Regions from separate parts of the Mus musculus genome. Here region 1 is linked to region 2. Evidence: chromatin loops called from intact Hi-C (ENCODE). Cell type or tissue: left cerebral cortex. All regions are shown on one strand. Each heading gives the region's core, and the rest is flanking DNA. Links, peaks and the distances in the headings are about the cores only.

Evidence for each region. Hi-C counts contacts between places; a loop is a spot of excess contacts. Peaks named below come from ENCODE experiments on the same cell type or tissue, not always from the same donor. Only the 100,000 strongest peaks of a DNase experiment are listed, where the experiment ranks them.
Region 1: a loop joins it to region 2, with 3 times the contacts of the local background. A loop is called at or near these places in 5 of 42 quality-filtered maps.

The regions. Positions count from the first base shown.
Region 1 is chr16:43,590,342-43,595,725 of GRCm38, reverse strand. The region is part of intron 9 of Zbtb20 (zinc finger and BTB domain containing 20); the gene reads right to left. Among named protein-coding and RNA genes, the nearest start is that of Mir568, 48 kb to the left of the region's middle. In left cerebral cortex, for the core only: a CTCF peak has its summit at 2,709; DNase peaks (open chromatin) are centred at 2,720 and 4,925; H3K27ac peaks cover 624 bases.
Region 2 is chr16:43,537,092-43,542,475 of GRCm38, reverse strand. The region is part of intron 5 of Zbtb20 (zinc finger and BTB domain containing 20); the gene reads right to left. Among named protein-coding and RNA genes, the nearest start is that of Mir568, 100 kb to the left of the region's middle. In left cerebral cortex, for the core only: a CTCF peak has its summit at 2,211 (motif pointing left); DNase peaks (open chromatin) are centred at 2,178 and 2,477; H3K27ac peaks cover 2,445 bases.

The sequences.
Region 1 (5,384 bases), core at 274-5,273, 53 kb before region 2:
AGATTGCTCTGCTGTGTCTTCTGAACACAATGTTAGCTCCAACATGACCATGAGAATCCAAGGCAGCACTGTGGGCAGCAGGAGGTGGGCTCTTTCCCTATGGAAGCTGGGGACTGCAGTTGCTATCTATGCATTCCCCTACTAAACAGTACAGGCCTCCTTCCCCAATGCTTTGCTAGATTAATGGTCAAATGGCAGCTCAGAGGTGATTTTTGTGTAGGCCACCTTAAGACAGTAAGTAGCTACAACTCAGATGCCCACTTGTGGTGACCCATTATAGAATCAGCTTCATGCACATTATAGACTTGCATTTAAATGGCCATATCTTGTTCAGTAACAAAATCTAATGAGTATATTAGATTATGTATGGAGTATGGAACAAGTGTCTTCAAATGTAAAAATCTAAAATAAAATTAAAACGAACAGGTAGGTTCCTTTCTTGTGCTAAGAAGATGATGCTAAGCTAGTGCAGAAGTGTTGACAGAGTTCAAAAGCTCCAGGAAGCGCTGCTGACCAAATGGAGCAGAAAGCACACTTCACAGTTGTGCTCATAAGGAGAAGTTTGCTTTAATATTATTCTATCTCCATACCCTGTTCTGTAGTGCTATAATATTTACAATAGTATTCATGGATTGGAGTAGAAGGACCGAGCTCTATGACGCCTTACCTGTGTTCTTACAGTCTTGTCTCATGTCTGTCAGGTTGGTTTAATTTGATTCTCATTGTATTCTCAAACAGAATCTTTGAACTGATTCAAGAGCCTGGTCATTTTGCAGATTTCCACCTATATGGTATTCATTACTCACTTGGGGGCTAGGATGGAAGCTTGCTGTTGGTGGAGTCTAGGGCGTGCTAGACCAGCTAAGTACCACTGTGCCATGGTCTCCCGACTGCACTCACTCCACATTCTCTCCTTCTGCTCATCTTACAAAAGTTCTCAAGTCACTGGGCTTTTCCACTCACCAAACCTTACAAACCTTCCCTGAAACTTATTTACAACTCTCCTTTCTCTGGGACACTTCACATGATTACTAGGGTTTATGCTGAGTTCTTCCTTTTCCTGCTTTCCACTGGTTTGGAGGTATAAGTAGAATTATTAAATTTTCGTTTGTTGTTATAGAATGAGAAGGCGTTTATAAGAGAGTCCCATTTCTCCTCCTCCTGTAGATCAGAAGCATTGAGTGTTTGTATATGGACATGGGCTCCCTCATCCAAAAGAGCTGTGGTTTCAGAGTTTATTAATCCCTACAAGGAAGGGTTTTCATTCTCAATTTGGTCTTCTAAAGGGAACTAATTAGGACTCTTTCTAGGATATGAAGGGGGGAGTCTGATGCTTTGAAGTCAGATTGAGGTAATATTACTGAGAAGAAAAATCATCATCTTCCTTTAAAATATTAAAGGTAAGCAAGCGATGGCTCATTTCTGTGGTCACAGCATCCTGGAGGCTGAGGTGGGAGACTTGTCAGTCCAAGGTATGTGGTAAGACCCTATCTCAGCAAAGGCTCTCACAGACAAAACAAAAGAGAACTGAAACAAGTCAACTTGCACATAAGCCTTTGTGGAAAATGTCTTTGCATATTTTGGGGGGCTAGACATAAAGGGACACTAACTGTTCTGAGAGAAAGAGTGATCCGAGGGACTCAGGCTCCATGTTGAGGGCATCTATAACCACAGAGAGTGGAGTAGTTCCTAGAAGCCAAAAGGATCAGAGAGTCAAGCAATGCCAACTACAAAGCTCACTATGGACCAAGGATGTGACCCCTTCCCTAGATTTCCCATGTCTTGTACAAATCTGGGGAGGGGAAGACAGTCTTGAGACTTCATTAGGTTTCTATATAAACTGGTCACCCAGGAGTCTTAGGTTTAATTTTCTTAAGAAAAACAAGGAAATGGTTCACATATTTGAATGTTTAAGAATATAGCTGTACTTTACACACATACTAGATAGTTTATAATGACAGTAAGTTAATGCCTTCCCCATTTTCCCTTGTGCCTGTCTTACAGCCATAAGACAGCTCTACCTTACCTACTGCAAATACAAGTACAACTCTAACTGTAACTGAAAGAACACAGGTTGCTAACTGGATCCCTGACACTGTCCCACACATTCCCCCAAAGGGGTAGGTGTTCTCTTTGGTTACTTCTCCATAACAGACACTGTACAGACACTGCTGAGAATAAGTGGAGCTCAGGGCTCATTTGCTCTGAGGTGAGCCTACCCGTTGTTCCAGGAGGTCCTTCTAGTCCCTGGTGGCCCACATCTGTTCTTCCTCTTGGGTTTTGTTTTTAATTTCCTTACTCTCTCATTAGTTAATAACCATGGCTCTGTCTTCACCATGAACTTATGGTTTATGAACTTACCTCACTTCTTTTAAACCACACTCATCTGTTTATTATTTCTGATCTCTGTTAAGTTATTCTCAACTTCCTGACTTCATCTGTCCTAAGAAATATTCTACTAGGCCCTTCTGCCACTGACGATTCAGTGGATGCCAAAGATGGCGAGCCACGTTTATATGAAAGGGAAAGAGACACCTAGTCTGGAAAGTGAGGTAGAAAATTATCAGGCTCCACTCTTGCCTGACCCAGGGAAACCAGTGCTTGGTAGTAGATGCTAGAAGCTATCTATCAATGGGTGCTGACAACAGCTCTTTATATTTATGTTAACAGTGTCGGGGATTGTTTAGAATATTTTCACTTGCTGGCCACTGGGTGTCCTCATTTACAAAGTAAATATGCAACATTTAGTGCAGGTCACCAGGGAGAATAAAAGCCACTAGTCTTCTCTTTGGCTTTTCACATACTGGGTCTAAATTTATTGCTAAACTCACAACCAGGTTGTATATTAGTAATGTTTAAAAGTTTTCAGGTCAAACTGTTAAAAGTTTTTAAACCAAAAACAAGTTATTCAGTGTCCAGACAGGAATTTAAAAGGCTGTTTCTTCACAGAAGGGACTGTGATGCAGCCATTAGAATGAGCCCTTATTCCTCTGAAAACTGGCATGAGACTGTGACTATCTGCAGAGATCCAGCATAGAGAAGCAGAGAAGATCTTAATTTATTCTCAAAAAGAGAGAGAGAAAATACCAAATATCTCTATGGGATATTTGTTAGATTCTTCTTCTTTTTTTTATCTTGACTTTTCTGAAAAGTAATTAAAAATAATAATGAGAAAGATAAAATATGTCCTTTGTCTGAGAAGCCCAAAATAATGTAAAAAATAGCACAACGTGCTGGGTCAGCATCATGACTATTAATCATTTCACATTTGAAGCCAGAGAACAGAGTCGGGCCTTTGTGGACCAGTTATTTCATCTATAAATGAAGATGTTTATGCTCCATGGGGTTGTCTTGGGAGAAGCCAAGCAGAGTCCTAAGGCACACTGGGCTCCTGGGATGAGAGACTGCATATGAGAGGGGCTGAGGACATTAATAACATTCTGTGGTTGCATCACAGCTGTGGATGACTTCGCTCTGATGGCAGATACGAATCAAGGCCAAAGCTTGTACAGCCAACAAATATTTCCTGGCTTGGTCATTCTAGGGCTCTGAGGTCGACATGCTCTTGCAACCACTTTCTATGCGTGCTGATCTGATTTTCTGCTTTTCCACAACTCTCCCTGTCTCCTCACTTTGCTTATAGTAATGAAGGAATTCTTTCCTTTTCACGCCAGAAAATATTTCTGCCCTACAATCCTGCTAACTCCTCAAAGTGGAGACAGAGCTACTATTAAGAGTAGAAGGGGACTTGCCTTCAAATGTCATACTTGGCTAATTAGCTAATCTTTCTCAAAAGTAAACTTCGCTGGGATAATTTTTTCACTAGTGTACATCTCTGCTTAATTATTATTCTTTGGCATGTCATTTTGGTATATAAATTATCAACATGATCCTGTGCCATAACTGGTAATTTATACAGATAATATCAGGGAAAGAGGAAGCTCTCTGAGCTATTCACTGCTTTTCAGAGATAGATGGTCTTGCCTTTGCTGGCTTTGCTTACCAGGGTTTTTGCTTGTAAAAGACCACCCACTCCTGCTGCCAGGACAGCAATCTATGGCTCTTAATCAATAGTTAAGTGCACAACAATGCACAATAGCTGGGTCACTCTCATCCTGTGACTGTACAAAAGCTTCACAATGCCTTTGCAGTAGATGGAGAAGTCTCCACTTTAGTTTAAAGATCTTTAAGTTCCTAGGATTGAGACTATTTTCCAAGTCTTTAATTAGTAGAGTCATGTTTGAACTACTGTAACCTCGAAGACACATATCTGCAGAGTCCTTCTGATCATATTTTACCCTAAGAGCTTTCCCACTTTGGCTTCCTTGGTTTGCTCCTCTAATTTCACTTTCAAAACTTCTTGAGGCTCAGTGGCTGAACACTACACAGCATGGGCCTTATCTGATGTGCCGGCGCCTGGTGTGGCCTAAGACACACTGGTGTTTTGTTCTTACAGTACGGAACTGATGTTCTGAAACCTAGACTCCAACACAAAGCAGATCATTAGCTCATTTAAGTGTCTCTTTCTTTCCTCCCAGCCTCCTCCTACCCACCCCAATACTTCCTTAGTCTTATGTACTGGCAGCAGATGGCAACCATATTCCAAAGCTGAGTATATACAAAATCATGCCATGGAGAACAGAGTGGCTTCAAAGTTAGCCTTTCTATTCAAGTGGGATGGCAGAGACTTCTGGAACAGGGGACTCATCTCTCGTTCACTTAATCCTCTATTCATTCAGCCAGGAATTTGTTTTCTTACACATCTTTCTACTGTCCAGCCAGTTGAAGGAGGGTGGGTGTGAAGCAACTCTCTTGAGGGCCCCTCCAGCAGGAGGGCCCTAAGATTCTATGCCAAGCTCTTATTTCCCTGGGCCAGCTCTGCCTGCTGCGGATCCAATCATGCCATTCCCAGGGGAGGAGCTCTGGAGCATTGTGTGTGGGGGCTGGATTTCTCAAGAACCATCTCCTTGCTATACTAACAGTCATATGCTGCCTTCGCCAGACAAAGACTGGACCTGGGAAGATGATGAGACAAGAAAGAATGGTTGGGGCTGCACAAAACTGTACCCCATTTGACAGTGATGGAAAGCAGAAGTGGGAGATCTTTCCTTTTAGTTATTGCAAGGTTTTCTAGAGCTTTCACCCAATCATCTGTTTGAGCATCTTGTGAAGAACATCTATTTTCATATCTATGAACAAACAGGCACCAGATTATATTACAAAGTTGACCTTAACCCTGCCATATTGCTATTAAAATCAAAACATGTAGCGGTCTATGATCAAGAGAAAGCACTCTGTTTTCCCAGCATACAAACCTGAGGGTATCTGGGATGCACTTTGTTATGTAGGTCTGCTGAGTGGAAAAATTCAATTCAATATTATAA
Region 2 (5,384 bases), core at 111-5,110:
TGACTGGTAAGCACCAGTGTTTTATTTTAGTAGCCTGGACGGAGTTCCAGGGGCAGCTGTCCTCACTGCACACAATCAGGTCCTCTTTTCAGGGGGTTATAAGTCAACCATCAAAATACCAAAATATGCTTTGGTTTGAAACTTGGTGTACAGAGACTCAAGCCTAGGAATGACTGTGGTTTACTTCCAAATTTAAGAAAATATTGAATTTTGTAGGTTATTTATTTACTGTTTTCAAATATGTTTGAAGAGTCGTTTAAACTTTCCATAGGAAAGTGTACAAAAAAAGGCATGCCACTTTATTACCTTTGGCCATTCATTTTGAATTTCAGCACATCAATGGAAGAACTAAATGATGGAGCAAACATTTATTTATTTTATTTTCTTACCAAATACAGATGTTCTGTCCACTTGGGTCCTCATCAGTGCTCAGAATGTTGGTGTGTTGTAACATAATGAAATAAAGGCGCTAACGTCTTTGTTTTGTTCTTTTCAGTGGTGTGCAGAATGGAGTAATGAGTTCGTGTTTTGGGTCCTGTATAACTCAAGAACTCATTTCAACTTAAATAAATTAAGTAAGCAATTAGTTCATAATATGGCCTAATCACCTCTGGTATTTTGAAACAAACAAAAACACAAAAATGGCTGTTGTACATTTGCACTTAATTACTTCCATATAAAATACTCCTGTGGATTTCATTACAGGTGACACAAATTTTGGATGTAAGCTTTGTTTGTGATAGGAAGTCTGGACTATTGTTGTATAGATTCCCATGAAGATTCTGTATCCTTCCCTTCTCTTTTCCTACAGAGAGTCAGCCTATCCAGCACATTCTTACCCTCCTAATTGGCAAAAGAAAGGCCTTTAAAGACCCTGGAGAATAGGCTATGTTCTACATTGGCTCAAAGGATGTGAAAGAGCACTGAGAGGTATGTATCATTCCTAGAACTTCTGCAACATTTCATTCTGCACTTGGAGGCAGAACACTCTCACCCGTGGACATGTCTACTTGGGATGTCCTTGGCCATCAGGACAGCCTTATGGAAATGTATCTGAGAAAAAGACCCAACAGAGCAAATAACTTTGCTCTGTCTCTAATGTAAATGGGGAAACCTTGTAGTAACAGTGTAACTGTGAGTTCTAGCCTTAAAGGGATTTTCTTGGCTTGGATTTTTTTCCTACCCTCTCCTTCAGATACATATGATCGAAGTATATGTAAAAGACCAGTGGTGCAAACTCAAAGTACTGCATGTGATCTTGGGTTACTTTCCCATCATGCAATGTGTGTAGCGGCACTGGGACTGAACCCAGTGAGTCGATGATTAAAAAAAACGAAAAGCAGACTACGGAACATTGTTGGTGGGATTTACAAACCATATCCTCTGTTTCATAAGTAGGTATAAAGAACCCCAAAATTGGTTCTAAACTTCTAGGCTAATCTGATCTATCGGCCAAAGGATCAGCTTTCACTGGTGAGAACCCAGGTCGTCTCCTTGGCATGAGCTCACCGCCAGGTCAGCCAGAGAGCTTACAGTTTTTCAGGTGATGTTAGATGTCACCATGCAATACTAGCACTCTGGATTTCAATACAGAAAATCCAAGTTCAACTAAACTTTTTCCTGTTATGACAGTTTTATGAATGTCACTCCTTTTAGAACTTAGGCCAACATCTTCTTCTGATGTTTGGTTTGGACGAGCTTCTTCTGTAGCTTGGAGTCATGCAAATCCTTCAGCCGCAGCCTTGCAATGCTCGCCAGCTGTGGACATCCCTCAACTAAGTATGTCTTCCACACAATGGATACTCAGGAAACATCTTTTGCGGAATGGAACTAGCTTTGCTGTAAGGGAAAATGGAGTATGCAACAGAGGTCTAAATGAACTTGAAGGAAGACTAATAGATCTTGAGTGTGTGTTTGTAAAAAAAAACAGGCATGTAAAACAAGTGGGTTTTGATATAGCTTCCCAAGGGAAGTAGTAGAAGTTTCATTACTCAGGGCATTTTAAACTAGAATAGACAAAACACTAGAGGGATATGTTGAAATATGCGTAGTCTGTCTGTGAATTAGTGTTTACTTTCAATATAATTATAAGTGAAGCAACACTGCAATGGGAATTTTTCATACACATGAAAGCTATGGCTACTATGTTTCCACGTCGACCATATGTTGCACATATTGGTTGGAGTGGCTGTGTATCCCTACTGCCCTCTAGTGGATAACATGTAAGGCCTACCTGATTAGCTGATCTAAGGAGCTACTGCAGTTTGGGGGTATATCAATCCTTAATCATTTAGGGTAGAAAGAAAATAGCTGTGTTGATGCATTTTCCATCAAATTATAAAATTGAAGGGCATTAAAAACAACAGAGTCTAACTCTGTAATTAAGACTGCCATTTAATGTTTGTTCGCACACGGTATTCATTTCTGTGTGTCCCTGCCAAAGACCCATTGTGTAATGTTGTCCTCACATGACATTAAAAACACCAGTTCCCTGGAAAATGTGAAAAAGCAACTGTGCTGCCTTGAAATACATGGGGCTTACTTTTGGAAACAGAAAATTAATACGGATGCAGGAAGATAACTTGGAACACAAATAATGGCTCGAAGAAACTTGAAAATCAGTCCTGCTCCTTAAATTCGAGCAAGCCCATCGGTCGGCGGCGCTGGATGGGGGTGTTGGCTGTTACTCAGAAGTGGGCTGGCAGACCGGCTTCAGCACAGGGACCCTGCTCGGAGGGAAGGCTGAGTAAACATGCTTTCAGAGTACTGGGGCAGGAAAGGGAAATCCAAACCCACGCTTGGTACTTCAGCCTGCACTTAAGGCTCTCACATTTGGGGGTTTGTATGGCACAGAATCCAGAGGCCTCACCTCCAGTGACGAGGGAGTCAGACATGCAGAGTCATTTAGCATTTTGTCATTATGACACAGGGTGGATGGGAAGGCAGTTCTCTTTGTATCTTATTAATATTTTCCCCCAAATGATTTACAGTCTAGTCACTATTTTTAGCCCCATATTTAACATGTTAAAGAAGTCTCCCAAAATCCTAAGAGAAAACAAACAACCGATAAACCGGGCAGAACGAATACGATCCACACGACAAGGTGCACATCCTGTGCCTCCTGAATGCTGCAAACCATTGGCTCTTTCCACAAATATGCAGAAAGAAATGGTCGAAATGGACTGACTCTTTAAATGTCAGGAATTATTAGAAGCTGGTGATGTGTGAGTGGCTGCACATCTCAGGGGAGAGCATCTACCCAGGCACATACCCGCTGAGCAAGAGACCACCTTCCCAGTCTGTGATTTGGTAAAAAAGCAATGGTTCGGCATATCCAAAGCAGAGACTAAGGATTCCTGGGTCACTGCAAAGAAACCAGGGCCAGCAAGATGACTCAGTCGGTAAAGGTGTCCACTGCCGATCATGACAACCAGAGTTTGACCCCAGAACCTACACAATAGGAGAGAACCAACACCCTACAAGTTTTCCTCTGACTTCCACATGCATACCATGGCTAACATTCACCCACACGCATACACACATGCACGTGTAAGTACACACTCATATACAGTGAATGAATAAATGTAAAAAATCCAAAAGAGAAGAAAACAACAGACTAAGAAAATGGTATAGCACAGCCTAAGATACTATGACCCAATAAGGGTTCTAAGTGCTCTCTCTTCTTCTCAGTCAGATTTCCTGTTCAGTTATTGGTGGCTCTACAGTGAGATGAATGGAAGTCCCATGAGAGCTGAGGGTAAACACTGTTAAGATAACTGATAAGCCTGCGAGCAGGGGGACATTTTGGAGTTCTCCTTGGTGTTCAACGCAGGGAAATCAGTGCTGCATTTTAAATAGGAATCTTCTCTTCATTCTAACTGTAGTCAGGGTGGAACTGTGTGCTGCTACATTCACACAGGCAGCCCATTGGAGCCAAATAGGACTAACTCAGAATAAAAAGGTGTCCCTCCACCTGTGTCCATGGGGTCAGGAGAGAATGCCTGACCAGGAGAATGATGTCTCTTTGACCTTCCTCTATTACTTCTCTGGTGTTTAAAAAAAGTCACAGCCCTCTAGAGAAGAACACCTAGACTTTTGTATGAGAAGAGTCTGTACATTGCAGCCGTGGGATCTCTGGGGCAAGGAGATGGCTCAGGGCATCAACAAGAAAGACAATAAGCAAAAAACATCTTCCAAAGCAAGTCCCATTAGAGCAGATTGCAAATAGATCTTTGTTTTCTACTGGGTTCTGGCTTTTTCTTGGGGTGTGGGTGTGGGGGTTCTGGCTTTCATGGGGTGAAATATCACTGTTAGAGCCTGAAGATGCTTAGCTATGAATGACTCTCCCTTTCTGTCCGGTAGAAGACTGAATGAAAGAACCAGAACAAGGAGGAACAAGCTTCTCACAAGCACAGTGGCCCAGCACCAACTCTCCCTGCGTCAAAGCGTCTCTCACTTGATTGTCAGTGAGACGGCAATCATGCAAAGGGAACCTGATTGCCCGGTACTTACTTTCCAATCAATTTTTACAGTCTCTCAATTTTTCATTTTCATTTTTTATTTTCTTATATCCACACGAAAGTTTACCAAGAGTAGACAGTAAGTTGGAGTCTAGACATTTGCCAGCTCAAGACACATGCTCACCAAATGGTGAAGTCCTCACTCAAAACCCCAGCAACACAAGAGGAGCTCTGTCTGCCCAGCAGCCTTTCAGAGGCATTAAGGGCAAGAGAGAAGGTAAGTAATTCACTATGCGTCCCCATTTCTATAATGGGGAAGGACGTCTTGATACATTTACAATACTCCTCTGGGGATATTTCATCAGTTATACCTAAACTCTAATGGACAATAATTGATTTGAACTTTCCACTTAGCACAGAGCTGTAAACAGCCTCACTGCAGACGGCAGCAATGAGCTGACGGTTTGTAAAGTGGAGAGAGATTCAGAAAAGTTTGTACTGGGTCAAGCTGTAGCCTAACAGCTTTTGTATCCAGGGAAGAAACAGTTTGTCCTCCTGGTTTTAATAGCTAGGCTAATAGAGTTTCAAGCCTGCAGTAGGTCTAGGTTATCTTTTGAAGGCATTCCATCCCAACCCCTCACTATTATGACCGTTTATAACCCAGTCATAAAAATGCACTCCTGATCAAGGCACACATCGGGCCACAGTCGGAACGCAACTCTCTGAATGCTAATTTCTTGGAGAAGAAAAAAATAAGACGTAAAAGTCACTTTAAAACATGTGTGTGTGTGTGTGTGTGTGTGTGTGTGTGTGTGTGTGTGTGTGTGTGTTAAAATCTCGTTGAGTCTGGTAGAATATTGTCTCAGGGAAAATACTTCTGTCTTCTAAAGCCCACCATCTTGCTGACATAGCCTGCTTTTAGCC